Linked DNA regions of Homo sapiens: region 2 is linked to region 1. Evidence: chromatin contacts called from ENCODE Hi-C or POLR2A ChIA-PET data. All regions are on one chromosome and are shown on one strand. Each heading gives the region's core, a stretch centred on a gene start or an enhancer-like site at or near the end of the contact. The rest is flanking DNA. Distances are from core to core; before and after follow the strand shown.

What was found. A loop is a pair of places that touch in the nucleus more often than their neighbours do. ChIA-PET counts read pairs that join two places held with the same protein, here RNA polymerase II (POLR2A). Pooled maps may share reads with other maps.
Region 2: a map of naive thymus-derived CD4-positive, alpha-beta T cell shows a loop between it and region 1 (5-fold over the local background). The contact joins two enhancer-like sites. A Hi-C loop is called at or near these places in 1 of 168 maps with a recorded cell type or tissue (naive thymus-derived CD4-positive, alpha-beta T cell) and 1 of 50 pooled maps. POLR2A ChIA-PET finds 5 or more read pairs at or near these places in 1 of 52 experiments (activated CD4-positive, alpha-beta T cell).

Annotation. Positions count from the first base shown.
Region 1 is chr12:46,522,474-46,527,952 of GRCh38, reverse strand. The region is part of intron 3 of SLC38A4-AS1 (SLC38A4 antisense RNA 1); the gene reads right to left. Among named protein-coding and RNA genes, the nearest start is that of SLC38A4-AS1, 140 kb to the right of the region's middle. Within about 2 kb of position 3,877, at least 21 of the 41 ENCODE cell types and tissues checked have a DNase peak (open chromatin) inside an H3K27ac peak, as active enhancers do.
Region 2 is chr12:47,886,392-47,891,298 of GRCh38, reverse strand. The region is part of intron 1 of VDR (vitamin D receptor); the gene reads left to right. Among named protein-coding and RNA genes, the nearest start is that of VDR, 16 kb to the left of the region's middle. RefSeq lists an enhancer at 1,860-2,039. Within about 2 kb of position 2,143, at least 3 of the 41 ENCODE cell types and tissues checked have a DNase peak (open chromatin) inside an H3K27ac peak, as active enhancers do.

The DNA of each region.
Region 1 (5,479 bases), core at 2,628-5,127:
TTATTTTTTGCTGATTCTTTCAGATTTCCTTCACAGACAATCATATCATCTGTGAGCAATCTTTTATTTATTCCTGATCAATCCATATATCTTTTATTTCATTTTCTTCTTTTATTGCATTAGCCAGGACTTCAAATATGATATTGAGAAAAGCAGTGGTGAGAAGGAATATCCGTGCCTTGTTCTTGATCTCAGTGGGAAAGCTTAAGTTTCTCAGCATGAAGTATGGCATTAGCTGTAGGGATTTTGCAGGTATTTTTTATCAAGTTGAGGAAGTTCTCCTTCTCTTCCTAGTTTTATGAGAGTTTTTATCATGAATGGCTGTTGGATTTTGTCAAATGCTTTTTATGAATCTATTGACATAATTATGCAATTTTTCTTCCTTAGTGTGTTGATGTGGCAGTATTCCATACAATTCCTGGAGAAAAGTTGTATTCATACATTGCATTCTGTAGCAGTACTACCTGCTGGGTTGTCTACCTGTCTCCTGGTTAACTGCTTTTGCTAAGAAGCCCAGCTCTCTCTGTACCCAGGAACACCCAAAGGCATTTTGTTATCTAACCCATTATCAGAACAAAACTTCTACTATTATAGATTCAGTTGGTAAATAATACTCTCCCACACAAGACTTTAGACAAAAGGGCTAGCACTCTCTTTTATAGCTTCCCTGGTGTCCTAAGCCACAGAGCAGCCCCTGATTTTGCCCTCATTCAATTTTTAAGTGCTTCTAAACTTACTAGGCCAGAGTAGAAAAAGGACGGTAAGTAGTTTCCATTCCTCTACCAAAACCAGTCAATTAGTAGAGCTTACTAGAGCACTACGTTGAAAGAATTCTGAGACCTGGTCTAGGCTCTGTGGAAAAGAGGGCATATCATGAACCTGCAAGAGATTATCTTTTTATATGCAGCAATTCTCAATTTGATTTAACTATGATACCCTCTTTTCAAAGAACTTATCTTGGGAGTAGTTTTTACAGAATACAGTTTAGAAAATGATGTGCCTCACATTGTACACTGCTCCATGTCTCAATAAGCTCATCCCTGGAGTCACAAAGGAACATGGCACATTGTGTAGCAATTCATACAGTTGGAGGCGTCATGATCATATATAGAGACTGTCTTGCCATTAAAAATAAACCAACGTGTTTTAAGATTTTGCTGACACTCTTTGTAGTAAGACATCACTCTTTATGATGAAAACTTCAGTCCCTGAGCTCTCCTCACTTATTGTATTCCCAATGGAGAGACTTATATTCTGGGGAAACCTTCATAAAGATTGACAAATAGAGAAATTTAGGACTTTTCTACTTAATTAGCAGAACACAAAGATGTCTCTAGAAATTTTTCTCAACACAATATGATTTTTCCAATGAAAATCTGAAGTGCCCAAAAGAGAAGAGTTCACTTTTCAGAAGTTCACACATGGATTAGTCCCTGTCATGTAACATTAGATTTGCATGTTTCGGTAGGTCAGCTGTTAGCATTGCTACTCTGGAGGGGACAGAGCAGGGGGTAGGGCCAGCGGGGTGGGGAGGTGGCCTCTCAGCTGTTGCATTTGGCATTGCACCTGTGCGCCTACTCAGAGCTTTTTGAAATGTGGCCCCATCCAGAATACTTCTAGTTACTTGAATGCTGGCAAAGATAAATACATTGCTTTTTAGTTTTGAAAAAAAAAAATGCCCAAAGGCATTTTTCTTCTTGCTGATTTTTCTTCTTGGACTCTAAAGAACACTCCTTTTCAACTTTTCTGGAATGTAGACAATCCTGGGAAAAGTATATGGATTTATTTTCCACCTTTTCTTGGCACCCTCCAACTGAGCTTTATTCTTTTCCCTAGCAAAGGGGTCCTAAACCCACATGCCCAGACAACCCAGACGACCTGAACTTTTCAGTGAATCTATGCTATCCTCAAATCCCGGACCATGGCTGCCCTTCCTGTGCCTCTCTCTTCCCATTCTGGCTTAGTGTCTCGTCTTCTTTCTTTCTCTCATCCAGACCTCTAAGTGAAACTTCTTTCATTTTTTAATTGTTTGTATCCTCTTTATTATTTTTAGCATCTCAATCTGGAGAATCAGCGAATGGTAGCAGAACTTCCATGGACATTGGTGTCAGATAGACTGAGTCTCAGACTCCAATTTAGCCACTGTCTGGATTTGGGCAAGTTATTTAATCACTTTAAGTTCCTTCATCTGTACAACAGATATTTTAATAGCTAATTTGCAGGGCTTGTGGAGAAATAAATGTGTGCAAAGGCCTAATGGTAGGTGCTAAATAAATGGTACCTCTTATTGTTGTTACTTTAATTATCATTGCTTCAATCTGCTGGCGACTGCTTTCTGTGGACTTCCCCTCCTCGCCATGTTGCTGTCCATCACCCTCTCCCTTCTCTGTAAGGGGCACAAAAGCACTGATCCAAAACCTGAATTGCTGGTTCTCTTGTCTAAGACCATTTGGTTACTGCCCAGGGAATAAGAGAAGCTCCCTTCCCATCCACTTGGCACAATGGGTCACATTATTTGCTAAAAGGCAACTAAATGAGACCAGGAGACTTTGTCATAATCAAGCTACCACCTCCCCCAACCAAAGTGAAAATGTGAAGACTTTTGGGCAAGACCAGGAGCGAGGACTTCAGGTGTTTATCAATTACTTCAAGGGCTAGGCCCTATTCCAGATATCTCCACAGCAACAGACCTTCTTTTGCATTTTAACTGTAGTCAGTGACTCCAAACCATTCCTCCTTGGGGAGAACATGAAGAACTCCTTGTCTGGTTTAGGATTTACACATCTGGGGAATCCTTGTCTTTACTAACCTGTTCCAGCTGCCCTGGTCCAGCTCTCCAGAGAACTCAATGTCACATGGGAGAATGAGGCACAGCTGCAGCTTGCAGTGAGCAGCTCCGCCAGGCAAACAGCCACCTCCCTTGTCAGAACAGAGAGAAACACCAGGCCCCTGGGGCTCTGTGCCAGAGGAATTTAGAATGTATTCCCCCTCTTGGGTCAGCCACTTCCCTGAGCCTAAAGGACTTCCCACGCCTGCTTTTCTCTGACCTCCCTGAGGAGTCACAGTTCCTCAACAAGCTAGCCACACTGATTTAGCATCCTTACCCACATGAACTATCTCCTACCCCTAGCCTCCTCCCATCTCCATCCCCAGTCTCTTTACTTGCTCTTTCCTATGCTTGGAAAAATCTGGCATAGTCCTTCCCATTCTGACCTTCTGCCCTGAAAGGCACAGATGGAGAAACACTTCTTCACTGAGCAATTACCTTGACAGCAGCCACATTTGGGGAGACAAGTAGAGACACCACCAGTTTTTAGGACTTCTCTACTTCTCCATAATTGGGTCCTTGTCATTAGGACTAAATCACCAAAACTGCCAGCAGCAGGGTGGTCAAGTCTCTCAGGAAAACTGTACTAGATATTCCTAATCTTTTCAAGAAAACCTGCTCTGCCCACTGGTCTGAAAGAGGCAGCTCTATCCTCCCATATGATCTTAACTGCATGGGCCATGACTGGATCATGATGAACAACTGACCAAAGAGAACTCAATCCGTTAGCTAGACAGTGGCTTATGACTCATGTGGTCCAGCTCAAACAGATGAGCTGGGCCAATCAGACCCTCACAAATTGTGTATCAAGACACACACAAGCCAGTTGCTATCAGTGCTGTCGGGAAGGCCACTGGAGTCATACGCAAGGTGAGTAAGCAGAGGAATTTGGTCAAGACGGGGCGGGAGGGAACAGAAGCATAGACAGAGGCAGAGATGGGAAGGCCACGATGATATGAAAAGATAGAGTAGCCCAGCTGTGCCTTCTAGCTCCCAGCCCCACCCTGTGAGGCTTACTCTACCTTTCATCTTTGCCCTATGACTTTCATTCAGTCTCCTTCTGGCGGAAGCTAGTTCAAACAAGGTTTCGTTTCTTTACAGTCAAAAGAATCTTAATGTAAGCAGTTTCTCCAGAATAGCTTCCTGTGTCTAAACATTTTTCCGGACGTGCTGCATTGTAGTCTGAGTCTCCTGTTAGTCAAAATAATAAATATAGCCATCACTTTCTGAATGCTTTCATTATGCCAGGCAGTGTGCTAAGAGCTTCATACATATTATCTCATTTTTTCTCATAGCGATGTAGTAGTAGTATCCCTGTTATACATGTAAGAAAACTAAGAATTAGAAAAGCTATGCAAAATTGCCCAAGGTCATGCACTTTCTAAGTGGGAGACCCAGCATCTGACTCTGTGCTCCTAACTATCCTTAGGATGTTGTCCTTTGTACAGTCAGACTGGCAGGATTAAGCATTGCAGCTGCAACCTGCAGGAATGTGGCTATAGGCTCCACAGGCCCTCCTGGGAGGGGCCAACATCCTAATGCCGTAAACCAACAAGGATGTCCAAGGTGGGACTAAGAATTATAGAGGCCACCACAGACACTGGTCACAACACCTACTCTCCCACCAGTGGGTCTCAAAAAAGATCAGAAGCATAAATCCCTTTTCCCATCTCCAGCTCATTACAGGATTCCAAGAGGAAATGTGAAAATGAAAACATGTTAGGAAGCCAGGCGCGGTGGCTCACGCCTGTAATCCCAACACTTTGGGAGGCCGAGGCAAGCGGATTACCTGAGGTCAGGAGTTCAAGACCAGCCTGGCCAACATGGTGAAACCCCCTCTCTACTAAAAATACAAAAATTAGCTGGACACTGTGGCATGCTCCTGTAATCTCAGCTACTCAGGAGGCTGAGGCACGAGAATCACTTGAACCTGGGAGGCAGAAGTTGCAGTGAGCAGAGATCACGCCACTGCACTCCAGCCTGGGCAACATACTCCACCTAAAAAAAAAAAAAAAAAAAAAAAGCAAGAAAGAAAGCAAGAAAAGAAAAAAAGAAAACATGTTAGGAAAGGCAGATGTGACTGCAAACTTACCTACAGCCCTGATGATTTTTTGAGGAACAATTCCTAAATATATTAAGTAATACAGAGGTAAACTTGATTTAAAAAAAAAATCTCCTTTATTTATCCCTTGGTAACCCTAAACATATTTTTAAATGAACATTTTCTAAATATAATGTCCTGGAGATTATTGTTAGGCTTCTGCTTCACTGATACACAATTCACAAAACTTATTTGTACAGGAAAAGATAAAAATCAATGCAGGTTGACAGTTAATAAAGTATAGATGGCAGCATGATATTTACTAAGTTGTCCAAGCCCCAATTCTGATCAAGCACTATTAGTTATCCTCCAGAGTATCTGCTAGGATAATAGAAATGACATTAAAAAAAGATGTCGTATTCAATAACACATTTACCTTTCCGGGACAGATAAATGACTGATATTGGGGGTCAGTGTATAACCCTCCTATGGGAAGAAAGACAATGATAAGTGCAAATAGCAATTAAATGTGCTCTAGAAGTTGTTGTGGTTTTGTTTTGTTGTTTTTTTTTTTTAAACTGGAGCTGTAATTACAGGGCTACTAAAGATGT
Region 2 (4,907 bases), core at 894-3,393, 1.4 Mb before region 1:
GCTCGTTTGATCCCCACACAAGAACTGAGACTCAGGTATTATCATGTCCCTGTTTGTAGATAAGGAGACAGGAATGGGCTCTGGGGGCATCTGAACAGTGGTCAGGTGGCCAGGGGCATCAGGCTGGCCCAGGTAGCTGGACAAAGGCAAGGGGTCTGATCCCAAGGATCCCAAATATCTCAGAGCTGGTAGGACCTGGGGTTTGAATACTGACCTTTGACACAATGCGGAAGAGTCTACGTGACTCAGAGATCACGTTGGTCCCAGAAGGAAAATAAGGAAAATAAGCCTGGCCACCCTGGATAGGGGTAGGTTGTTGGGCCTCAAAGAGGTTTGCCTGAGCAAGAGTGGCTCAGGCCTGGGCAGGCCACTGTCCCCAGGAGCACCCTCCCTGCCCATCGCGTCCCTCTGCCCCTCCCTCCTGCACATGTCACACTGACCACATCTGTAGACATCTTGAGTTGTAGCTGCAGATGGGGACCAGTGGCTCCCATTTTCATTTTAGCCATTTTGTCTCCTGCACCCACTCCCTTCATACAATCTAGTCAGAATAGCACTTCTAGGGCACACGTTCTCAGTCCAAGCTGTGGGAAAGCTCCCCTTATCCAAGAGAGTTTAAAGGTAGTGACTTGGGTTTTTGCGAGTGTTTTGTTTAGTAAGGACTTGTGGGGAGGAACCGTGCTAAGCCATAACCAATGAGGAGAAGCAAGACAGCCTGTCTGCCCCCAGGAGCCAGTCCTCTGCTCTTCTGCAGTCAGGCCACTGCCTTGGGGCTCTAGTCATTCCAGTGGAAGATGAATGTAACCTGCCTGGTGACGTGACAACCGTTTCCTCCCTGACCCCAGAGGAGCTGGCTCTAGAAGGTTGGGATCAATCCTGAATTTAGTTTATGTGTTAGATTTATATATATATATATATATAAAATATATATTACATACATAATATATATAAAATACATATTACATATATGTAAAATACAAAACAATAACCTTTCTGGGGTTTCTCGTGGCAGTTGAAATAGTCCCTCATGTGGTCGTCAGAAAATAAGCCATTCCTCATACTAATATGGGATAAGCTCCTTGACCTCTGAGGAGCAGGAGTGCTTCCTGCTGTGTGTTTTAGAATCCCTCCCCGCCTTGTTTCGTGGCAGTGAAATGCCTCTTGGTCCTGTCCAAATGTGTCTTTCACTGATTTTTTGAATCATGTTCTAGTTGCTTGGTCCTGCCACATGGGTCCAGTGTTCATTTGAGCATAACTGTACTAAATCCTTTTTCCAGATCAGTATAATAAAGGAGTGATGTGCAATTAAAAAAAAAACAAAAAACCGTGGCTCAGGCCTATGTGGACTCAGGCTGCGGGTCCCAGCGTTAAGACAGATGCTTAGCCTGGAGGGAGGCACACAGGCACACTGGAAGCTGGGCTTGGGAGTGGCTTGGAAGCAGCTTTCTCCCGCTGTCTTGAGCTGCTTTTTTGTTTTTGTTTTTGTTTTCAGAGAAAATCCCATTTAGCCATCAGCTGCACTAACACTAGCAGTAGTTTGGGTCTCCCCAAAGAAGGGCTGGACCTACTCTCTCCCTTTGGGGATGCCCCAGTTTCTATTTCTTGGTCTCCAAGTCACTGAACAAATAGCCTCCTTGTCTCATCAACTTTTCCCTGTAGCAGATATCCTTGGGAAGTACCCCCATGCTAGTGTCCCAGGAAGACCCACCTGGAGTAGAGAAAGCTCAGGCCAGGCGTATCCCACTTTCCTCTAAAGTACTCCCTGTCTTGAGTTCTTGTTCATGTCTTTGGCCACGGGAGCTGAAGCCAGGAGCTGGAGTTAGTCGGGCAGGAGCATGTGGGTGATCCTAGCAACATTTTTGTTTCTCTGTGTTGATTGTAAGAATGTAGTCAATGCTGGGAGGACCTGCTGCAGTCTGCATCAGGCCTCCTACAGGGAACTCTCAGCCCCAAAGGGAGAGTACACACCAGCTTCCATGGCCCATTCCTACCCCACACCACATCCTCGCCCTGAAGCTGCTCAGGCAGGCGATTGGGGGTACTGGACTCGGCCAGGCTGGAGGTGAGAAAGTATACTTCCTTACTGTGTGGCCTTGGATATGTCACTTCCTCTCTGATTACCTCAGAGGAGACTGAGAAGAGACTGAGGCCATCAGAGAGGAAGTGACATGTCCAAGGCCACGCAGTAAGGGAGTATACTTCTCCTCTCTTGTTTTTATTGACTTTCTTAGAATTTTTTCTTTTTATTTGTAGTTGACACATAATAATTGTACATATGGAATACAGAGTGATATTTCAATATGGGTACACAATGTGCAGTGATCAAATCAGGGCAATTCGCTTATGTATTGCCCCAAACATTTATCATTTCTTTGTGTTGTGAACATTCAAAATCTTCTTTCCTAGCTTTTGGGGAATAGAAGGTAAATTATAGTTAACCAGAGTCACCCTGCAGTGTTGCAGAAAACCAGAATCCATTCTTCCTGTCCAGCTTTAATTTGGTATTTGTTAACCAACCTCTCCCCATCTTCCCCTCCCTGCTACCCATCCCAGCCTCTAAATACCCATGGTTCTACTTTCACGGCCTCCGTTTCTTCAGTTGTAAAACCAGAGAGATTGAACTGCAGCTTCTAAATGGGCCAGTCCCCTATGCGTCACCGGCCACTCTCCAGCAGTGACGGGCATAGCCTGCCTGTTACCTGGAGAGCAGTAATCAGCCCAGAAATCTTGTTGACAAAGCTAAGGGCAGAGTTTCCATTGGAAAAAAGCAGCTTGCAGGAAAAATTGTTGATAAGAAGTGGAAATCTATCTAAGTAAGCCATATATCTCCTGCTCCACTGCCTGAGGCCTCATGGGCTCCCCACTCTGAGTCCTGCCACGCTCCAAGAAGCTGCTGGAGTTCCCCAGAGTAGCCTTGGTGAATGAGAGTATGTAGCCTGGTTTCCATGGAGTGACCCACTAGCCCTGTGATATGGTTTGGCTGCGTCCCCACCGAATCTCAACTTGAATTGTATCCCTCAGAATTCCCACGTGTTGTGGGAGGGACCCAGGGGGAGGTAATTGAATCATGGGGGCCAGTTTTTCCCATGCTATTCTCATGATAGTGAATAAGCCTTATGAGATCTGATGGGTTTAGCAGGGGTTTCCACTTTTGCTTCTTCCGTATTTTTCCGTTGCCACTGCCATGTAAGAAGTACCTTTCACCTTCCGCCATGATACTGAGGCCTGCCCAGCCATGTGGAATTGTAATTCCAGTTAAACCTCTTTCTCTTCCCAGTCTCAGGTATGTCTTTATCAGCATCGTGAAAACAGACTAATACACCCTGATACTGCAGGGGGTGTCAGTCCATGGCTTTTAGCAGGTTCTCAAAGGTGATGCATAGTCCCAAAAGGGTTAATGAAGAACAAGCTTCAGGGGTAAACTCCTTCCTACAACTACTGTGTCATCAGCCACTGAATTTCCCATCGTTCAGTCAGTCATAACTGGTGAGCCTCTTAAATGTTCTTAGAGGTTCTTAGAGCTGCGTTGCTGGGGCCCAGCCTCCTCTGGAAAGAGCCAAGTGGCAGACAGAGGAGGTGGCAGCCCTGCTGGGAGCACACCCAGCACTCACACTGCTCCATGGGCCCTTTCCATAGAACAGACACTGTTCTCTCCAGGTGCAGGCCACAAAGGTGGACGCTGTCTGTGCTACCACCTTACTCACTCTTCTTGTGGGGATCATGATCAAACCTGGGAATTTGATGGAGTCTAAATCAAAATTAAGTGTAACCCAGGCTATCTTCTGCTGCTTCTCCCCTGCAACTTCACTCACAACATAAGCATTATAGAGTGTTCTATTTTTATAATTTTCTGACTGATGGAAGTGAAGTGTCTTAGGGCTTAGTGTCTTAGAAAAGTCTAAGAGTCTTAGAAAAAGGGATCCTTTTCCTTTTTAATTTTTCTTTTCTTCTCCTTTGTTTTTTTTTTTTTTTTTTTGAGACGGAGTTTTACTCTTGTCGCCCAGGCTGGAGTACAACGGTGCGATCTCTGCTCACTGCAACCTCTGCCTCCCTGGTTCAAGAGATTCTCCCGCCTCAGCCTCCTGAGTAGCTGGGATTACAGGCACCCGCCACCAAAGCCGGCTAATTTTTGTATTTTTTCTTTTTTTTAGTAGAGACAGGGTTTCGCCATGTTAGCCAGGCTAGTCTCGAACTCCTGACCTCAAGTGATCCACCCACTTTGGCCTCCCGAAGTGCTGGGATTACAGGCATGAGCCACCGCGCCCGGCCAGGGCTCCTTTTTCTAATGTGCATATGGTACCATATGGTGGCCCCCTAAGCCCTCCTCTAGAGCTCCTGTGCGAATGGCCTAGTAGCTTTGTCTAACATGGCTACAAAGAGCTATCTAGGAGGAGCCATTGAAAGCTATGGGGTGCTGTTCCATCTGTGCATGATACAGAGCTTTCTAAGCATAGAGCCATCCAAAGAGAGTGGATTGCCGTGGGAGGTGGTTCTCCACTAGGAAAATTATTCAAGCATGGGCTAGAAAACTGTTTGGCTAGAATATCATAGAAGAAATTTAAGATGATTGGACTAGGTGGTGCTGTTGCCTTCCAATCTTGAGATTTTCAGAGCTGAATGTTATCTCTTGGGTTTTACTGTGGACATTGTGGTCTGTAGAAAATAATTTCCAATCGTTCTTACACATATTTAAAAGATGTGTGTATGAAGGAGCTGGGGAGACAGTCGGGGCAGGAAGTAGTTTGGATATGTTCTATTTATACAGTAAACCCTCTCCACTCCCCATTATTATCACTCTGTTCTCTGTCAGCTTCTTCTGGGAGGTACTGAGACTGTTCTGGACAAAGAAAATGGATACATGGTGGGGATGGTGGAGAAGAAAGAGAGGGTATCACCTTAGCTGGCCA